2 separate regions of the Homo sapiens genome follow, and region 2 is linked to region 1. A link is an interaction called in ENCODE POLR2A ChIA-PET data of the cell type or tissue named here. Cell type or tissue: PC-9. All regions are shown on one strand. Links, peaks and the distances in the headings refer to the core of each region. The heading gives the core; the rest is flanking DNA. Region 1 has its middle 11 kb from the start of DNASE1L3. Region 2 holds the start of ACOX2 (acyl-CoA oxidase 2).

Region 1 (5,379 bases), core at 224-5,223:
TTTTTAGTTAGAGAGGAGAAGTCAATGCCTGGCTTCAAAGCTTCAAAGGACAGGCTGGCTCTCTTGTTAGGGGCGAGTGGAGCTGGTGACCTTAAGTTGAAGCCAGTGCTCACTGACCTTTCTGAAAATCCTAGGGTTCTTTTTTATTTTATTATTATTTTTGAGACAGAGTTTCACTCTGTCACCCAGGCTGGAGCGCAGTGGTGCGATCTTGGCTCACTGCAATCTCTGCCTTCCAGGTTCAAGTGATTCTCGTGCCTCAGCCTCCCAAGTAGCTGGGACTACAGGTGCACGCCATCACCCCTGGCTAATTTTTGTATTTTTAGTAGAGACGGGGTTTTACCATGTTGGCCAGGCCAGGATGGTCTCGAACCCCTGACCTCAAGTGATCCATCTGCCTTGGCCTCCCAAAGTGCTGAGATTACAGGCATGAGCCACTGCACCCTGCCCAATCCTAGGGTTTTTGAGAATTATGCTAAATCTACGCTGTCTGTGCTCTACAAATGGAACAAAGCCTGGATGACAGTACATCTCTTTACAGTGCAGTTTACTGAATATTTCAAGCCCACTCTTGAGACCTGCTGCTCAGAAAAAAGGATTCCTTTCAAAATATTACTGCTCACTGGTAATGCACCTGGTCACCCAAGAGCTCTGATGGAGAGGTTCAAGGAGATGAATGTTGTTTTCATGCCTGCTAATACAACATTCACTCTGTAGCCCACAGATCAAGAAATTATTTTGACTTTGAAGTCTTATTAAGAAGTACATTTTGTAAGGCTAAAGCTGCCTTAGACAGTGATTCCTCTGATGGATCTGAGCCATCAATTGAAACTCTTCTAGAGAGGATTCAGCATTTCTAGATGCCATTAAGAACATTTGTGATTCATGGGAGGAAGTAAAATATTTACATTAGTAGGAGTTTGGAAGGAGTTAATTCCAGCCTTCATGGATTACTTTGAGGGATTGAAGACTTCAGTGGGAAAAGTCACTACAGATGTGATGTAAATAGTAAAAGAACTAGAAGTGGAGTCTGAAGATGTGACTGAATTGCTGCAACCTCCTGATAAAACTTGAACAGATAAGGAGTTGCTTCTTGCAGATGAGCAAAGACAGTGGTTTCTTTAGATGAAATCTACTCCTGGTAAAGATGCTGTAACATTTTTGAAATGACAACAAAGGATTTAGAATATCACATAAACTTAGTTGATAATGCAGGGTTGGAGAGGATTGACTCCAATTTCAAAAGAAGTTCTACTGTGGGCAAGATGCCATCAAACAGCATCACGTGCTGTAGAGAAATCTTTTGTGAAAGAGTCAATCGATGTGGCAAATTTCGTTGTTGTCTTCTTTGAAGAAACTGCCACTGCCACTCCAACTACCACTCTGATCCATCAGCAACCATCAATGTCGAGGCAAGCCCCCTCCATCAGCAAAAAGATTATGACTCGTTGAAGCCTGAGACGATCATTAGCATTTTTTAGCAATAAAGTATTTTTAATCAAGATAGGTACATTGTATTTTAGACATAATGCTCTTGCACACTTAATAAACTACAGTATAGTGTAGACATAACTTTTTTTCTTTAATATAGTCTTGCTCTGTTGCCCAGGCTGGAGTGCAGTGGCATGCTCATAGCTCACTGCAGCCTTCACTCCCTGGGCTCAAGCGAGCCTCCCGCCTCAGCCTCTCTAGTAGCAGGGAGTACAAGCATGCATCACCATGCCTGACTAATTTTTGTATTTTTTGTAGAGGCAGTGTTTTGCCATGTTGCCTAGGCTGGTCTCAAACTCCTGGGCTCAAGCGATCCTCCCTCCTTGGCCTCCCAAAGGTGTGAGCCACTGTGTCTAGCCAACATAACTTTTATATGCACTCAGAAACCAAAAACCTTGTGATACTCACTTTATTGCAGTGGTATGGAGCTGAGGCTGCAATATCTCCAAGGTGTGTCTGTAACAGTGGCTGTGGGTTCTGACCTGTGGTAGACCCATATTACACATCTTTACATGGACTCGGTCCTTTAAACCTCACAACTACCTGACTACTATTATTCTCTTCATTTTACTGATGAGGAAACTGAGCTTCAGAGAGGGCAAGTCACCTCTCCAGGTCTCACATCACATCTGGTAAGAGGCGTGGCCAGGACTGTTTGACACCAGAGTGTGACCACCTGGTCAGTCTCCTATAGCATTTCTTCTCTGGCACATAACAGTGACAAGGCCCTGCCACTATTCCAGCTCAGAACACTGAGAACAATCCATGTCCCTGACCCCAGATTCCCAGCAAATGGAAATGCTTTCTCTCCATATTCTGAAAGCTTCTGTGTGTCCCATACATACATAAGGAGCCTGAGGGCTTGGGGGACACCCTGGCTGTGAGCAGAGGGCCCCAGAAAATCATCTGTTGTTCTTTGGGAGAAGGCTTCCCTCCTGAATCATCATGCATTAGGCATGATCTATAAATTTATCTATAAATCTATCTAAAACCACACCAGTTCTAAAGACAAGGTTTGCAGTGCAGGTAGGAGCACGTGTAAATCCTTAACTACACAGTGACTCATGAATGATTTTCCAGGCAGGAATTGTTGGGAGCCAAAAAGGCCAAAGGGATTGTGACCAGCTCAGCATTCCACTGGACGCTATATGATCAAACAGCAAACTGTTTATCATGAATGCAGGATGTGAGCAAACTCACACTGCACCTGCCACTGAAAGGTTTGCTGAGGGCCAACACTCCCTGGGGGCCGGGCTCCTTGAAGTTATCTACTGAAAAATCTAGCACCTATCATACAAAGGATGCAGTCTTGCAAGCCTGCTGTGAACCAAATGGCCGACTGACAATTACCCAACAACCACCACCCCCTTTTCTCGTTATCTCTTTTACCAATAAATACGGAAGGCTGTGTAAAGCTCAGGGCCCTTGTCTACTAGAGGCAAGGTGTCCCTGACCCCTTCTTCCAAATATACTCTTATGTCTTTGTCTTTTATTTCCGCATTCCCCCTCTTTGTTCAGTCCACCAGGTCCGTGCAGGCTACAAGGAATCCCATTCCCAGGAAGGGATCTCCCCCTCCAGGGGCAGAGCCTACTCCAATTTCATTCCAGAACCAGATTTAGATGCAGGCCAAGGTCATTCCTATCATAAGACCTTAAAAAATCAGCCCTGGGCCAGGCGTGGTGGCTCACTCCTGTAATCCCAGCACTTTGGGAAGCCAAGGCAGGTGGATCACTTGAGATCAGGAGTTCGAGACCAGCCTGGCCAACATAGTGAAACCCTGTCTCTACTAAAAATACAAAAATCAGCCAGCCATGGTGGCACGTGCCTGTAGTCCCAGCTACTTAGGAGGCTGAGGCAGGAGTATCACTTGAACCTGGGAGGCAGAGGTTGCAGTGAGCTAAGATCTCACCACTGCACTCCAGCCTGGGCAACAAGAGCGAGACTCCATCTCAAAAAAAAAAAATTCAGCCCAGGAGATTTTTTGAAACAGCTCTTGGCCTGGGACTTGAGATCATTCTGAGCTGTGGATGTTTTTGTTTTCATAGAGACGGTATCTCCCTATGTTACCCAGGCTGGTCTCAAATTTCTGGGCTCAAGTGATCCTTCTGCCTTGGCCTCCCAAAGTGCTCAGATTACAGGCGTGAGCCATGGCACCTAACCTGCGCTGTGGGTTTTTGGATTTGTTGTTCACTCATTTAACAATTTACCCTTCTAAGTGTAGAGGGGGATACAAAGATGAACAAGACAGCTCCTGCCCTTGAGGGCCCAGAGTTGAATAATTAGTTGGACTTACCTTTGGTTTCACTGAGTTTTCTGTGCCTCTGAGCTATCATTCTATATCCAGTGGCCACAAAACTTGTCATGATTTTGAATTACCAATGTAAATCTTGGACTCAAACCATCTTGAGCTCCATTGGCCGCCAGTTTATCTGGACTATTATGATGTCTCTGGCTGAAGTGTTGGGGAGGGCAACTGACCATACTGGTTCCCTCAAACCTTAGTGGGGTTCCCAGGATGCTGAGCTTCCAATGCTAAATCAGAACAAGTCCTGAGCAAACCAGGATGAATTGGTCATCCCAGTGTTGGGAACAGGGGCAGCAGGAGGGGAACAGGTGGGTGGGGAGGAATTATAATAGCTAACACTTATTTTGCTTAATAATGTAATAATACTTAGAACAAATGTATGAGGTAAGTACTATCATAGCCCTATTTTATAGAGGTAAAACCGGGACCCGGAGAGAGGGAACAGCTTGTCACAAGTGTTCATTCTGTAAATGGCAGAGGCAGGCCTGACAGCCAATCCTGCGTTCCCATCCATTGCTCTGCACTGCCTTAGAGGCCCATGTGTAAAAATGCAGTGCAGATCAAGTCTTGAAACTGTGTTTGAAATTAATTCTCAGAGATTGGAAGTAGAAGTCTGTGGAAGCTTTGTTTCCATGGAGACCCAATCATACCCAACCACACTGTGTTCAAATGTAGTCACAACAGTGGGGAGCAGCCATCACTGAAGTGAGGTGCATTTCTCTTTTTTTTTTTTTTTTTCTAGATGGAGTCTCACGCTCTTGCCCAGGCTGGAGTGCAGTGGCATGATCTTGGCTCACTGGAACTTCCACCTCCTGGGGCTCAAGCCACCCTCCCACCTCAGCCTCCGGAGTAGATGGGATTATAGGCTCACGCCACCATGCCTGGCTAATTTTTTTGTATTTTTAGTAGAGACGGGGTTTTGCCATGCTGGCCAGGCTAGTCTCAAACTCCTGACCTCAAGTGATTTGCCCACCTCAGCCTCCCAAAGTGTTTGGATTACAGGCATAAGACACCATGCCCAGCCAAAGTGAGGCACATTTTTTAAGGAAGAGACTTGCAGTAGAAATTTCCTAAGCTTCCCCAACATGCGTTCTATCATTCGTGACTTCAGTGGAGCCTCCATGGCCGACTGCAAAATCTAAGTCTTGGGCAAAGTCCCAGGAGATGCTCATCAGGTCCCATGTGATATACTGAATTTTGGAGATGATTTCCTACCTACCAGTTGCTAGCTATGTGACTTGGGCAAGTTACCTAACCTCTAAGCTGTTTCCTCGTGGTTAAATGGTGTAGGTAATAACACATTCAACGGCTGTGGTGAAGATGAAGACAAACGGGATGATGCAAAAAAAAGCCAGGTCCAGAGCAGGGAATGAAGAAACGTATGCTAGCTGCTCACTGGCATCGGCCCAGCCTATGTCTTTAAATGAGAACAATCCCTTTGAGAACTAACAGGAAGGCGGGGTCTGTTCTCCACCGCCACCTTCTCCTTCTAGCTTTGCCTGCCCCATCTCTCCCTACTCTGTTCCAACCTGCATCCCACTTCTGACTTTTGGGTCTGTTCCCAACCATTTTTGTGCCCCTG
Region 2 (5,379 bases), core at 98-5,097, 320 kb after region 1:
ACCTCAACCTGACAGATGCACTGCTGTTATTACCATTTTATGGAGAGGATGTGGGCCTTGGAAAGGGAGGAGACTTTATAAGGGTCATGCAACCACATGTAGCAAATGATTCATATGAGGCTTTCAAACCAATACCCCCAGCAGGGCTGTGGGGGTGCTGGCAAGGGGCCCCATCCTCTGCCCCCCGGAGTCCTGCAAGTGCCCCTAGTGCGGCTCCTCTCGTCCTGCCTTACCTCTTTTCCTTGCTCTGCTGCCACTGCCTCCTTGCTGTTCTGAATGCTCCAGGCCTCCCTGCCACTGCCAGCATTTGCTAGGGCATCTCCATCTGCCCAGAACACCCTTTCTTCAAATGTCACTAGGGCTTTTTGCATTGAACCTCATTTAACCTTAAAGAGGCCACCCTCTTTAAAACCCCAAGCCCCCTCCCCCGGCATTCCCTGTCCTCCTCACTCTGCTCTCCTTTTTCTCTTTTCACTTATCCCCTTCTGACATTTGAGATCATTTACTCATTTCATATGTTTTTGTTTACTTCCATCTCCCTGCTACTAACACAGAAACTGCAAGAGGGCCGGGATCTTTGTCACTGTCATGCCGTGACCCTAACACTTAGTGCAGGGCCTGATTTGCAGGAGGTGCCCAGTGAAGAAAGCCTTGCTCAGGGTCTCTCGGAGCTGCGGACAGGGTCATCATGGGGGCAGCCCTCTCCTCTGGGGTCTCCCAGTCCCTCCCTGCCCAAAAACCTGGCTCACCTGGCTCCCCTCTGTCCTGTGTCCGCACTGTAGGCCGGGCTGGCCTCTCCCCGGCTGTAGGCCGCAGCCTCTGGCAGGCTTGTGGTCCTGCCCTTCTCTCCTCCCACATAGGGGCTGGAACACAGAAGCTGAGAGAAACTGCTTGGCCAGCTCTCAAGCCCTTGTCTGCTCTCAAGCCCTTGTCTGCTCTCAAGCCCTTGTCTGCTCTCAAGCCCTTGTCTGGGCTTATGGAGCTCCTCTCCTTCCTCCCTCTCTTCCTGCATGGGTGTGACCTTTGTGCCTGTCGCTGGGGCTGCCCTGGGAGGACTTCTGGGAGGTTGGAGCCCTTACATCTCAAAGCCAGGGATTCCTTTGACACTACTTGTACCAAAAAGCTGTGTACCCCAGCAGTGTTTCCAAAGTGATATCCTGGTCTTCCCTGATCTTTCACTGTGTGCCCTTCAGGCACTCAAGCTGTTAATATCACACGAGCTTAATAGGCTCCCCTGAGATGGTCCTCATGTGAAAGGATTGCTCTGTAAGGTGTACGTTTTTCCTCTCTCCCCATGTTTCTGCTCTAAAATATGGCTTGTCTTATGCTTAGCATCCCCTGACATTCCCTGGAAAAATATTTGTGAAGCATCCATCTGTAGTGTGTGGGATCCAGATGAGAGCTGGGTCTTAGTGAGAGGAATGAGAGGCTTAGAGGTTCCCTCCCTGCATAACCACCTTGGAAAGTCAGATGCGGCTCCCCATTTTGCAGGTAAGGAAACAGGCTCAGGGAGGGATGTCACTTTGTTTGGGTTTGCACAATAAGTAGATTACGTAACACATTTGTGTAAGACTGGGAAAGAAATCAAGGGGCCAGTAGGAGATCAAGGCTCCTGTTCTGGCAGGACTTCTGAGCTATGTTGACTCTGAGCAGGTGTACTCCTTTCTGGGCCTTGGCCTCCCCTGTAATGCAAGGTATTTGCTCAGTAAGGAGCCTCACAGCACCCCATCATATCCCCAAGGTAGTGTCTAGCTTGTGTCTGTAGGAAGAGGCAGGACCTGTGGCCCAAGCTTTGCAACTTATCACCTAGTAGGTCCTTCTGGAGCTGTGGGGCTCAGACTCCTGGCAGTCCTCATTGCTGTGGGCAGTGGTTTCAGGGAAGGTGGTCTTGGCCCCACTGTTTGGAGGTGAAAGTTCTTACTTACACCTGGACTCATCTCCGCCAAGGATTTATGCTATCACTGACCATGGGCAATGACTTAGTTCCTCTCTGCCATAGAGAAAGGCTTGGATTGCAGGAAGTGCCCAGTGAAGAAAGCCTTGCTCAGGGGCCCTTGGAGCAAGGCTTTTTAATAAACTCTCCATGTTTAAATTGTTTTCTCATCCGCTTTGAAGCTGACCCTGTTCTGTATGTTTTGGATGTGATCATTTTGATTTGTTGCACTGAAATCTTGAATTCTCTAGCTTAAAAAGGCTTTTTAAATTACAAAATATTTCAAACTTGTACAAAAGTGGAGAGAAAAATATAATGAACCTGCATGTACCTAACACCCAGCACTAACAATGATCACACTTGTCTCCTTGTTCTTTGTGTTTAACTTTTTATTTTGAAATAACTTTAGAATTTCAGAAAGCTGCAAAAAGTTCTTGTATATCCTTCACTCAGCTTCTTCTAAGGTACAATTATGAAACCAAGCCATTAACACTGCTGCAATATTGTCAGCTAATCTTCAGAACTTATTTGAGTGTGTCAGAGGTTCTCCAAGATCAACCTCAGGTCCAGTGATTTGCTAGGAAGACTCATAGAACTTAGAAACTGTTATACTGAGCCAGGCGTGATGGCTCACGCCTATAATTCCATTGCTTTGGGAGGTTGAGGCTTGAGGATCACTTGAGGCCAGGAGTTTGAGACCAGCCTGGACAACATAGCAAGACCCTGTCTCTACCAAAAAAGATGTAAAAATTAGCCCAGTGTGGTGGTGTGTGCCTGTAGTGCTAGCTCTTTGGGAGGATGCAGTGGAAGGATTGCTTGGGCCCAGAAGTTCGAAGCTGCAGTGAGCTATAATGGAACCACTATACTCTAGCCTGGGTGACAGAGTGAGACTTTGCCTCTAGAACAAACAAGAAGAAACTGTAATACTCATGGTTACAGTTTATTACAGCAAAAGATTACAGATTAAAATCAGTAGAAGGAAAAGGTACATAGCACGAAGTCTAGGAGAGAATAGACTGAGCTTCTAGGTGTCCTCTCCCAGTGGTGTTGTATGGACAGCATTTAATTCTCCCAACAACGATGTTTACAATATGCACGAAGTATTGACAACCAGGGAAGCACACTTTTGAGGCAGGAGAACAGCAGAAGGAATTGGAGGTTGGATAAAGGGTGGAATGAGCGAAAGCAGAAGCAAGGTGAAGGGGTGAGTGAGCAAGAAGCAAGAGAAGAAGCAGAAGTTAAGCAGCCAAAACAAAAGTAAGATAAAAAACTGAGTAAAGAGACCCCATGGCTGGCAAGATCCTGACCAAACCAGTAAGGGGCAGCTCCTCCGAGATAGGCATGCTCATTAGAGCGAAAAAGCATCTTTAACATGACCCCGTATGATAATCAGCTCATTAAAGCTCATGCATATGGACTGCATATCATGCATGTACTTGAGATTATGGAACGGAGGCGACGTGCAAGCGCACAAGGGCCAAACAAAGTAAGCAACATGCCTATCAATCAAAAGGCAGACACTAGCTAGAGACTCGGCAGCCTTGGGAAAAGAAAGGGAAAAAAGAACACATAAGAAGACCACAAGCCCAGGAAACTGATGCTGATCTCATCTCGCAGAGGTCAGCCCACTCTGCCCTCTTTGAGAGTATAATGCTGTGCTTAATAAACTATTGCTGCTGGCTTTGCTACTTGTGTGTATCACGTCCAGTTTTTTGGTTTTTTTGTTTTTTTGTTTTTGAGACAGAGCCTTGCTCTATTGCCCAGGCTGGAATGCAGTGGCTCACTGCAACCTCTGCCTCCTGGGTTCAAGCAATTCTCTTCCCCCAGCCTCCTGAGTAGCTGGGATTACAGGCATGTGCCACCATGCCCGGCTAATTTTTGTATTTTTAGTAGAGACAGGGTTTCACCATGTTGGTCAGGCTGGTCTTGAACTTCTGACCTCAAATGATCCGCACGCCTCAGCCTCCCAAAGTGCTGGGATTATAGGCATGAGCCACAGCACCCGGCCCAGTCCAGCTTTTCGTTTGGGACACCAAGAGCCTGGAACTGCATGGCACCATCTGGCAACACCTTGGTGTCCAGAGTTATTGCAGTCATCACAGAGCCATGGGATGCTTGTGTGGCTGACCTTAGCTACTCAGTCTCCATCGACTCCAGATGTGAAACTCATAGAGTGTGGCCTAAGGACCCACTCGGAATCACATTATTAGTATAAACTGCCTGGCATGGCCCAAGGCCCCAAGTATACAAAGATACTGTTTTCAGGCAGGATATTCCAAGGGCATAGAGGTTACCTCCCAGGAGCTGTCAGGTGCCAGTCCTTTCTTTGGACTATGCAGGGTTTGAAATATTGCTGAGTTAACATTTTTCTGCATATTGAGTTTTGCTAGTTTTCCCACTAATGTTCTTTTCCTGGTTTAGGATTGAATTCAGGATCTCACGTTGCATGTAGTTAGTTGTCCTGTCTACATGAAACAGTATAGTTCCTCGGTCTTTCTTTGTCTTTTATGACCATGATACTTTGAAGAGTACTGGTCAGGTGTTTTGTAAATGTCTTTCAATTTGAATTTGTCTGCTGTTTTCTTGTGATTGGATTGAAATTAAGTTCTTGGTTTTTTTTAAATATTTAGTTTACCATACCCTATGTATATAAAGTTTTTTTGGTTTATTAAAATGCATCCACTTGTCAGTGATATTGTTTTGCTGATAATCAGAAATTTGATTCCTCATAGGTAGTATTAAAATGCTATTTTGTATTCTTCCTATTTTTATACTTTAAAAATATTTAACTTATTTATCATTGAAAAATAAAGATAGTATATCTTTATCATGGACAATCAGGTGTTTTGAAATATGTATATGCATTGTGGAATTGCTAAATCAAGCTAATTTACACATTCATTACCTCACATACTAATTTTTTGTGGTAAGAACACTTAAAATCTACTCTCTTAGCAATTTTCAAGTATATAATACATTGCTGTTAATTACAGTCACCATGTTGTACATATTGTATTATGTTATTGAAACCACCTTTGCAAACATTGTAACTGAGAAAATGATGACAATCAAAGAAATCTGACCTAACTGACTCCATCTTGCTTCTAACCTCCAAACTGTCCTTGTTCATTCCTGGGCATAGGCCAAACTGATTTTGGGAGGAACTGAATTTATAGTTTAACTTTGAACAAAGAAAGTAACAGCCCTTTCCCAAAATAAACTCCTTTCTTGCATGAGGACTAGACTGCCTTTGCAGGACTAACAAATTAGCTACAAGATTAGAAATTATGGTTTAGGAGTCATGCAGCTGGACTCCTAAGCCTGTGTGTGTGTGTGTGTGTGTGTGTGTGTGTGTGTGTATTCTGATGTTGGGTGCATATATGATTGTTATATCCTCTTGATGAATTGACTTCTCTATCATTTTATAATGACCTTCTTTGTCTCTT

What was found. ChIA-PET counts read pairs that join two places held together with the same protein. Peaks named below come from ENCODE experiments on the same cell type or tissue, not always from the same donor. Only the 100,000 strongest peaks of a DNase experiment are listed, where the experiment ranks them.
Region 2: POLR2A ChIA-PET joins it to region 1 with 5 read pairs; 2 of 35 experiments call an interaction of 5 or more read pairs at or near these places.

The regions. Positions count from the first base shown.
Region 1 is chr3:58,219,678-58,225,056 of GRCh38, forward strand. No RefSeq gene overlaps it. Among named protein-coding and RNA genes, the nearest start is that of DNASE1L3, 11 kb to the left of the region's middle. In PC-9, for the core only: no CTCF peak of the experiment used is centred there; a DNase peak (open chromatin) is centred at 2,654; H3K27ac peaks cover 2,027 bases.
Region 2 is chr3:58,536,370-58,541,748 of GRCh38, forward strand. It overlaps ACOX2 (acyl-CoA oxidase 2), which reads right to left and starts at 821. Exons shown (of 15, transcript NM_003500.4): 1 at 750-821. All of the region lies in intron 1 of LOC107984079 (a long non-coding RNA gene), which reads left to right. In PC-9, for the core only: no CTCF peak of the experiment used is centred there; no DNase peak of the experiment used is centred there.